Linked DNA regions of Homo sapiens: regions 1 and 2 are each linked to region 3. Evidence: chromatin loops called from intact Hi-C (ENCODE). Cell type or tissue: endothelial cell of umbilical vein. All regions are shown on one strand. Links, peaks and the distances in the headings refer to the core of each region. The heading gives the core; the rest is flanking DNA.

Evidence for each region. Hi-C counts contacts between places; a loop is a spot of excess contacts. Peaks named below come from ENCODE experiments on the same cell type or tissue, not always from the same donor. Only the 100,000 strongest peaks of a DNase experiment are listed, where the experiment ranks them.
Region 1: it touches region 3 in a loop (2.9-fold over the local background); 9 of 110 quality-filtered maps call a loop at or near these places.
Region 2: a loop joins it to region 3, with 6 times the contacts of the local background. A loop is called at or near these places in 14 of 110 quality-filtered maps.

The regions. Positions count from the first base shown.
Region 1 is chr1:229,659,627-229,662,973 of GRCh38, forward strand. URB2 (URB2 ribosome biogenesis homolog) reads left to right here. Exons shown (of 10, transcript NM_014777.4): 10 at 1-574. Among named protein-coding and RNA genes, the nearest start is that of URB2, 35 kb to the left of the region's middle. In endothelial cell of umbilical vein, for the core only: a CTCF peak has its summit at 1,816; a DNase peak (open chromatin) is centred at 1,825.
Region 2 is chr1:230,159,207-230,162,553 of GRCh38, forward strand. All of the region lies in intron 1 of GALNT2 (polypeptide N-acetylgalactosaminyltransferase 2), which reads left to right. Among named protein-coding and RNA genes, the nearest start is that of GALNT2, 94 kb to the left of the region's middle. In endothelial cell of umbilical vein, for the core only: no CTCF peak of the experiment used is centred there; a DNase peak (open chromatin) is centred at 1,885; H3K27me3 peaks cover 191 bases.
Region 3 is chr1:230,102,866-230,106,212 of GRCh38, forward strand. The region is part of intron 1 of GALNT2 (polypeptide N-acetylgalactosaminyltransferase 2); the gene reads left to right. Among named protein-coding and RNA genes, the nearest start is that of GALNT2, 37 kb to the left of the region's middle. RefSeq lists enhancers at 1,562-2,761, 2,133-2,854, 2,821-2,890. In endothelial cell of umbilical vein, for the core only: no CTCF peak of the experiment used is centred there; a DNase peak (open chromatin) is centred at 2,026; H3K27ac peaks cover 1,788 bases.

The DNA.
Region 1 (3,347 bases), core at 344-2,843, 440 kb before region 3:
TCTGCACTGGAAACTACATAAAACTTGGCTTTTTACTTTGGGTACATGGGCGTATAATTCAGCCCTGTTTAAATATACTTGCCTTTCAAATTCTTCAAGTAACATGGGAAGTATTCTTGAAATGTCACATTTTCTGCCTTCCCTCTAAGTATGCTTTCTGAAGAAGTCAGGGAAAGTTAGAGTCTGTGGCCTGAGGTGTCTGCTCTGGGTGGCGATAGTGGGCACCTCAGGCAGGTCGGTGACGTTTAGCACAGGTGCCAGGGCTCCTGCCTGCTCCTCCTGTGTTAGCTCTGTGAAGTTCATTTAGGAATTTTTTTTTCCTATGCAGTTTAAGAAATAATCCTAATTGTTTTTTCTTATTACCTAAGCAATATATTTTTATTATAGCAACCTCAGAAAAGAAAAATAAAAGGATAATTTAAAAAACTCATTCATAGTCTCAGTTACCCAGATAACCTCGGTTGTCACCTTGGAGTATCTTGTTGTAGTCCCTTTACTATGTGTATGTATATAGATGTGCATATAAATATATATAGTAGCTAAATTGGATCATAAATGCATTTTTTTAAAGTTACCTTTTTTCCTGTGTAATATTTTAAGTAACTCTGGGTCAGTGAAAACATTCGACATATATTTTTTTTGGCTGCATAGTAGTCCATTGAGTAGATATTGTTGTTTTATTTAATAAGTACACCATGGTTAGACATAGGTATCTGTCCAAATTCCCTTTTATAGATGGTGCTTGCAGCTGAATTATTTTCAGAAGATGAATTCTCATGAGTTGTATTATTTGTCAGAAAACCACATCATTTTTAAAGGATTTATATAAATATTGCCAAATTGCCCCCTAGAATATTACTAATTTATTTTCCTACTAGTGAGTCAACTTTAATATTATTGATTTTTGTTTCTTTATGCTTCCTTGATAGGAGAGAGATGTTATTCTGTTTTGAATTTCTTTAATTACTAAGAGATTATACATTTTTCACATTTACCATTTTTATTTCTTATGTAAATTATGTTTATATAATTATCTTTCTTCTGTAATAGCACATTTCTCAATTGGGATATTTACCATTTTTCTTATTCACTGTCTTTGGGGGAATCATGTTGGAATTCCCTTTTTAATTAGTTCAAAATGCAGACTTTTGAAGTTATTTGAAGGATCATCCTTAAGCAAAGGCTTTTTTTTTTTAACACTGTATTTTCAAGCAGATGTGATTGGAGCAGACAATATAAAATGAATGTCTTTGATACCTAAGAGAAATGGCCCTTGTTTTACGCCCCACATTTGATTTTATTTCCTGTGCTATCTTGTGGGGGCTGGGGGACAGTCCTGCCTTACGCACTGCACATGTCATCTGTTCCCTTCCCTTCCTCATCTAGACTGTGTGTGCAGAGGGCCTTTCGAAGCTCTGGCCACCAGAAATGTCTTCGGCTGGTCTGGCATCCTTTCGCTTAATGCTTTGTGTTGACAGAATTTTGTTTCTGTAGTAAACTCCCTGCAGGAGCCTCGAAGAGAGTCTGGTGGCGCCATTTCTTGTTCACAATTGGAGATGGGTGTTGGTGTGAGCGGGCGACCTTTCAAGGACACGAGCTGTAAACAAGCGGGAGCTAAAACACGGTCTTAGGTTTGCCTCTGGTTCAAGTGCCCAGACCGGAAGCTAACTGTCTCCAAGGCCTTCATGGAGCCATGGCTAGTTTTTCCTGTGCTGAAAGTTCTGAAGGCCAGAGGTGAGGGGACCATCCTTTCCCCCTGCCTTGGGAATGCTGGGTGAGCTGACGAACGTGGAGCAGTTCATCAGGCGTCCTGGTGGTGGCACTGCAGGGCCTTTCGAAGGGAGTTGGCAGCGGCTGCCAGGTAGTCAGCCTTGAAGGAAGGGAAGGACGAAGAGAAGGCTGGGACTCCACCTCCTCCCTGCACAGCTCTGAAGGGCTCTCTGCTGTGTTCCCATTTCTGGGGAAGCAGTCACAGGTTCCTCACAGTCATTTCTATTTGAACTCTAAACGCTCCTCAGCAAAGAATTTGTTTTAACTCCATTTTGCTGATTCATAGGGTAGAAGAAACATGTTTCTGGCTGGCAAATATGGAGGCTCTGTTGTTCATTTTTATCCTGTTAGAATAGACCTCACAAGCAAAGAGAGTTGGCCCAGCCAGCTCTCCACATGGCAGAGTTGGGGACTCAGCTTGGGGAACGGCAAAATGCTGGGCTTCAGAGAGACTGTCCCCACTGGACTTGCTGTGGCTCCAGACCCCCATCACCTGACAGATGTGCATGAATCACCTGTCTGTACCAGGCACGGAGACATGGCCCTGGTCCTCAGGGAGCTTTCTAGTAGAGGACATTGACAATGAGCCAGGAAACAAATAGGCCAGGGGGTGATCGCGGGGTTGGCAGCAAAGCAGACAAGTTCAGTGGCTGGAGAAAGAGGTGATATTTGAACTGAGACCTGCCTGGGTGGTGAGAGGCGCCCCTGGAAGGGCCTGGGGTGCTGATCCTTAATGCCTGCACTGAATCCATGTGGCAGCCTGGTTTTGGCTGAGGGCGGACACCTGAAGGGAGGGGTGGGCGTAAGGGGAGTTGGGTGAGAGAAGGCTCAGCGGGGTGACTTTGCCTGGGATGTTGCCTTGGGCGGTCCTGGACAGTAGTACATCAGGGGGCCCCCAATGGCACAGACAACACACAGCCCCGTTCTCGACCTTGCCCTGCTTGTGGACCACAGTGGGTGGGTCTCCTTCACAGCCTGTCTTCTGCAGCTTCCCGGACTCAGCCTCCTACAGTAGCTGTGGAAACTGCCCAATGTTAAGGAGTGATGTGAAGTCTCCAGAAAAAAAGACAGCAAAGAGGGGGTGTCTACTTGAAGGGATTTGGGGGAGTTTTTTTTTTTTTCGGTTTCTCTTTTTCATTTTTCTTTGGAGACAGGGTCTCGCTCTATTGCCTAGGCTGGAGTGCAGTGGTGCAATCCTAGCTCACTGCACCCTCCAACTCCTGGGCTCAAGCGATCCTCTTGTCTCAGCTTCCCAAGTAGTTGGGACTACAGGTGCACACCACCACAACCAGCTAATTTTTAAGTTTTTAGTAGAGATAGTCTCACTATGTTGCCCAGGCTGGTCTGGGACTCCTGGCCTCAAGCAGTCCTCCCTTCCTTGGCCTCCCAAAGTGCTGGGATTACAGGTGTTAGCCCCCGCACCTGGCCCTGGTTTCTCATAACTCATAGAGGTAACTTTGATTTATTGCCGGCATGCCAGGCTATAGCCTGAATTCTTTTGTCTAATAAGCTCATACGTTTCTGCTTTATGTCTCATAAAAGCCGCTGTAGAGGCAGCAGCAGTGTCGTTTTTGATT
Region 2 (3,347 bases), core at 344-2,843, 56 kb after region 3:
GCTTTATTTACCTGGGAATTGACAGGGTTTTGGTCCATGATTGCTCCTTTCTCCGCAATCACATTTAATGCCCATGATATCTCATCTTTGCACACGAAGGCAAAGCCTTCTACTGCTTTTTCTCTTAAAGTGTTCAGCACTCCCCTGAGTTTATTAGAAGGATCAGAAGAAAGAGACCCTGAGTGTGAGGCTAGGTCAACCGGAGAAATTCACCCAATTATTTCGTTTCTTTGTTTGGATCCCTGCTTTTCATTTCTACCTATTCTGAAAGAGAGGCTTAAAACTAAAGTCCGGTTAGTTGAGGATCAGATGTGTCATACTTTTCTCAGAGGGGAGGGGACGGTCACTTTGCTCTAAGTTTGGGCCATGAGGTCCACACTGAGCCTACATGGGGTAGGGGGAAACCGTGAAGTGTGCAGTGACCTGAGGGTGCCAGATCACCCCGAGCCGTTGTGGTTCCCACTGGGCAGGCTGTACGTGGTGAAGGTGATAGACTGCATGTCTCATGCAGGCCAAGTGCCTGTCGGTCAGCTTGAGGGAGAAGATACCTTGTCTACCTCCCCCCACCTGCAGGCTGGCTGGCTTTGGGTGCAATGACCCTCCTCTTCCTTGAATCGCTGTTTCATTGTGGACCTGTTGGAAGTGCCAGCTTGGCTGGCCTTTGGCTGGATCCCTGTTTGCTAGAGCTTTGTTCCTACTCTGGAGGAGTCAGCTGCTGTGCCTTCTGGGACTGCCAAGAGTTGCCAAGGGGAGTGGGGAGTCCTCTCTGTGGGGTGTCGTCTGAATCCAGCAGCCGCACCACCCAGGTGCTTCCCTCCTCCCCACTCCTAGGCCAATGTCCTTAGTTTCTGCTCACTGATCAGACGATTATCCTTCTCCAGGATGACCACCATCATCTCATAGTCCTTCCTCACTCCCTTCCATGAAGTGCTTCTCCAACCCATTGTCTCTGTCATAGTGAAATGATTCTACTGTTAGTATCAAGATTTTCCACTAGTGCTAATAACAATCCCTGATGTTATCAAACATGTAGGATGGGCCAGGCATTGTACCAGGTGTCTACAGAAATCCTTTGTGCTGACTGTTGACCACTATCCCCATTCTGTAGGCGAGAGTGAGCCTTAGGAAGGGCGTTGGACGTGGCCAGGATCACACACCATGCCTTGCACTCACCTCTGATCTCTGAGGGCCAGGGCCTCCCTGTATACAATGATCTCTGCATCTCTTCTTCCTAGCAGAAGACTCAAAAGAACTTTCAGATGTGGGAGGCCAAGGCAGGTGGATCACCTGAGGTCAGGAGTTTGAGACCACCCTGGCCAACATGGTGAAACCCCGTCTCTACTAAAAATATAAAAAAATTAGCCGGTCGTGGTAGTGGGCGCCTGTAATCCCAGCTACTCAGGAAGCTGAGGCAGGAGAATTGCTTAAACCCAGGAGATGGAGGTTGCGGTGAGCCAACATGGTCCCACTGCACTCCAGCCTGGGTGACTGAGTGAGACTCCATCTAAAAAAAAAAACACGAAACTTTCAGATGAATAAGTTGGTTCTATCAGAGATGGCTCTTAAAGCTCAAAAGCTGTTTTAAAAAGCCCTGTGGATGCGCAGGCTCTCTTAGACCCTTTTTCTGTGTTACAGAAGGGGATATAATACCCCAAATAGGGTTTTTTTTGGTACAAACTGTGGATAGTACTAGATTTTGCTCCATACAGAGTCCTGTTGACTGAACTGCCCTTTCATGTTGTGTCTCCAGTGTTTTTATGGGCAACAGCCATATACAGTCTACTTCCTATCTATTGTGAAGTTGTTGTTGAGGATTTCCTGTATTATTTCACTCTGCATTCATGTCTCAGTTACCTTTGATCCCTAGCAAACTGTCCCAAGTGGAATGGCCTAACCCAGGAATGATGTATTATTTCTTACAGTCCTGTGACTGTCTGGGCGGTCCTTTTGCTAACTTCCCCAGGGCTCACGTGTGCCTTGTGGTCAAGTGATAGCAGCGTTGGCTGGCTGGTCCAAGGTGGCCTCACGTGTCCTATAGTATTTGCTAGCTATTGTCTGGGGCTCCTCAACTCTCCACATGCCCCAGTAGCATAGACCAGCTTCCTTACACCATGGTGGTCTCAGGGCAGCATTCTAAGAGGGCATGTCCAATGTGCAGGTGTGTATTAAGCCCCTCCTTGCCTCGTGGTTGCTGGCATCCAATTGGCCAAAGCAAATCACATGGCCTAGTCCAGAGGCCGACTCCAGCTGTCTGTGCAGACGTGGCAAAGAAATATGGCCACTTCCAATCCACTGCAGTCCAGTCCCCAAAATCCATTCTTTTCATGGCACATTTTGGAATCTAGCAGCTGAATTTCAGTCTCTCTTAAGATACTCATGACTTTATTTGGATGGTGAGCATATGGTTGGTTGGAGCACAGGCTTCAAAGTCCAGCCTGAATTGAGATTCTGACTTGCTCTCTGACCATTGTGCCTTTGGCGGGTGACTCACATCCATTTCTTCATCTGTGAAATGGATATGATGATACTTGCCTTCCTGAGATTGTTGTGAAGTTAATTGAGACTATACATGAAGTCTCTGGGCCATAACTGATCTCATTACACCTTAATTCTTGTTTCTATTACTTATTTTACTTCTGTCTCTGGGAAGTTCAGAGTTTAAAAATTCAACTTGACCACAGCATCTTTACTTGGTCATTTCTGCAACCACCATGTTCCATTTCTTTTGTGTTTCTATTTAGATCTTTTGTTTTAAGCTACCCAATCCTTTTTGGAATAATATGGGGTATTATTAAAGTAAGACTAACCAGCAAAATTCTGTAAAAATTAAAAAAAAAATCTTGGCGCTTCCAGTTCATTGGTTTTGCTGGTAAGATTCAGGATTATAGTACTGTTGAACAAGCTTGTATAGACGTGAATGAGTTTCCACATTCTTATAGATTTGACTCAAGTGATCTTTGCAGATTTTCACAAGCACTGAAGACTAACCAGCCTTCCTTTAAGTCTCCCAGCACTTAATTCATCTGGTCCAACACATGCCGGGTTCTTCAGGGTGTTAGGATGAAGCTCCTGTATCTGATCACCTACCATATTCCACACATTTTCCATACACTCTTTCTCATCCTCTGAGAATTTAGCATTCCGGGTGATGCTACTAAGATGGATGAATAATTTATAAAGTTTTAGAATTCTAAATATAGTTCTTTCTAGTTTCCCTTAGGGTTCAGAAAACAATATCCCAAAATGAAGGCCTCAGAAGCAAAAGTTTTTCACTTTCTCCTGCCCTCCAGCTGCCAGTCTCCTTCTCCCCAAGGCTGCCCTTAGAAGCTAGATTCCCTCCATAGAAG
Region 3 (3,347 bases), core at 554-3,053:
GCAGGGGCAGTGGAGAGGCGGGGCCATGGGTGAAGACTGGAGAATACTCAGAAGGTAGCATGGACGAGAGTGTTGTTTGATGACTCTGCATGTGACCAGTAGTGACATTTTACTCACTGAGGCTCATATTGAGGTTAAGCCCGAGGTCCATTGGCCTTGCTGAGATCGTGTTTAGAACACAGCACTGTGCAGTAAGAGACTCCTATAACTCTATCAAATTTGCATTTGGAGGAATTGTAAAGAGCCTCTGTTACCTCCTAGGTGAGGCAGTCCAGGAAAACAGTTGCTAGAAGGAGCTATCTGCAGAAATAGACAGTTGTGGTCCTTTCATGTTTTAATAATTGTTCCCTGGATTTCAAGGAGTCAGTCCAAAATCCCCGTAATAGATTTTAGTAACGTTCATGGAATCTCAGTTTGCACATCATGAGACCTTTAGTGTGGTGTTTACTGTCTTCACCTTAATATACTTTGTATCCATGAGCAACCTTGCTACAGTCATGCAAAGATGATTATTTTTTATTCAGCAATAATTAGCCACAGTGTTGAGCACCCAGATGCCTTCCTGCAGCAGCCCCCCTTTTCTCCCCAGCCAACATCTGCAACTGTGAACAGATTTCCATCTTCAGCCTTGGTGGTTGGAAAGAAATGTAAGTCACCTTTTTTTCTGGTTGGTTCTGGGGCAGATGCCACCAGGCTGCAGAGGCAGTCTGTGTCTGTGGGGCTCACCAGGGCATGAGTTCTGCTCCCAGGAAAGAGATTCTTGCAGGATTTTGTCTGTGGTTCTAAGGAGACAAGTAGGTGGCACACAAAAACAGAAAATGAAAGAACCCATCCCTCCAAAACCACACACACAAAGCCAAAAGGAAAAAAAAAAAGCACATAATTATCATGTAGGCACTGTTGCAGCTAACCCTGATTTTGGCCTCAATTCTGAAACAAGTTAGCTGGTTTAGACAAACCCCTTATTAGGTAATGGATTGTTATTCATTCCTCCCCTTCTCCTAGTCATTTACTCCGTGAGAGCTGCTCCTACCTGACCTTCCACTGATTTTGGTAGCAGCATCTCCCAGAGCGACTGTTTCCTTCTTCAGCAGTGTTCCTTACTCAGGGTGTAAGATCTTAACCCCACAGAGCCCCGTATCAGGTTTAATTAACTAATTGATTCAGCTTGTGCTTACTGAGTGCGAGGCAGTCATGTGCTTCTGTTTGGTAAATGGCTTCATTTTCCCTCTAACTCCTGAGCGTCCTGAAGCTTCTCTTATGGTTCTCTCCAAAGGAGTCAGCAGGCTGGCTCTGCAAGGGTCAGTAGGTTCTGGGGTGGTGGGGGGCCGAGGGAGGCAGGGAGGTTGGCTCTGTCTTTATTTGGCATAGAGCTCCCCGAACAGGGTCTCTCCTCCTTTCTCCAAAGGTTAATGGAACCACTATCTTAAAAAGCTGAAATCTTATCTTCTGGGGTATTTGGGTAGAGAAGGCTAGGGAATCCCTTTTCCATGGTGGTGCAGTAGGTTCTCAGAACCAGCTGGTGGGCCTCAAAGAGAGGCGGCTGTATTTTAGCCTGATAATCTTGATTCCTGGTTTCCTGGCTCTGTAGCATCAGAAATGGGAAGCTTTAAAAGCCGTGCCTTGTTGGATGCACCGAGTCATAAAATAAATGTGATGTGCTGGGTGGGGGAAATGCGGGAGGAGGGAAACAGGTGGTTGGAGCTGCTTCGTGATGGCCGCCCACCCTGGCTCTCCTTTCTTAATAGGCTTCAGAAATCCTGGAATGCGTAATTCACCAGCTCACAGAGTTCCACCCATGTCCCCAGTGGCTTCAAAATGTAAATGACATTTGCAGTGCTGGGAGGTAGGAGGGCGATCCCGTTCCTTCCCTGGATCTCAGTCGCAGAGGTGCTGGCTCATGTGCCTGAGTGCAGCGGCTGGCCCGTCATTACTGGTCTTTGCAGGAAGCCACTCTGAAGGCACCTGGGCCCTTGCCAGGCTGAGTCACAGCTGACTTAGGGAAATGCCACACAGGACGCTTGCAGTCCCCCCGTTCTAAGCGTAGGTTTTGCAACTGCATACTCGGAAAATGAATCAGAGTGGGGGAAAGTGTCAGAGAAACAGCAGAAATGGAATGTAGGCAGGAGGGCCACAGTGGCGCTGTGGATTCAGACCACACCTTCGGCTCTGTTTGGGGCCCTTCCTGTAAGGAGCGTACTGATGCCAGAGGCTGGGGGTGTGGAAGGGAAGCTGCTGTGCTGTTAGATCCATTCTGCTATTTAGCCAGCCTTCCTTTTCCCAGCTGGCACAGACAGGATGTGTTAGAGAGGTGCTCAGACCTCCTTTCAGAGCAACTGAATCATTCTCCAGGAGGGACAGGGAGTCTGAAATGCAAACAGGTTCCCAGGGTTATTGAAGAGCAGCCAAACTGAACACCCACTGCTCTGTGGACTCAAGCTGGTTTTAGACATTGTTTGGTCAGGACCAGAGCCGAGCTCTGGGGCCCACTGGGGGCTCTTGTCGCACCATATCATTGATTCTACAATGCACATTTCCCCCGCCTCTCATGTTTTAACATGTCTGAAATCAGGATGCATCTTCCATGGATGGTGTTTCAGGGTTTCATTGATCGTGTTTTTCTTCCTGAGTGGCACACAAAATTAATGGTGCTCCCTAGAGTTGATGGTCCCTGCGGTTCAGTGAACCGTGTTGCTCTTGTGTAAGCTCCTGTGGGAACATAGAGTCTCTGTGTCCCACCTTCTTCCTCGCAGTGGTCAGCACGGATGAGGTGGGAGTTGCATAAATGTCAGCATTCGAAAGTGAGGGCGTCTGTCGGTGCTGTCTCACTGTGGGGCTTCAGAGAACGTGAGCACCTGTGTTTGCATTCTCCATCAAGGTTCATGTCCTGTTGGCTCATAAGCATGATTATATCCATTATACAAACTGGGGCACAGGCACCCAGAGAGAAGTCAAAAGACTTGTTCAAGATGGACAACTAGGAAGTGGTGGGGACAGACCAGTCCTGTCTGATGCCAGATCCAGCGCTGTATCTGCCAGTCAGCATGCACACTTTCATCTCTCCAGCCTCTTCCCACTCACCTTTACTCAACATTTCTGGGCCTCCATAGTGATTGTAGTAATTCGGTAAAGATGATTCATTTCTTTAGTCCGGTCTTCGGACTTGACTTCTTAGAAGCAGGTCTTGTGCAATAGTTGCATATTAACCACTTGGTGACACAGTGCATGAGGGTATGCCAACTCTTTTTGCTCATGGCCGTGCAGTGCAGAATTTCCAGGCATTGTCCGCTCTGTTTCCTGGACTTCGGAGTGATAGCAAAGTTTTGTATTCCCTGATCAGCTGTGTA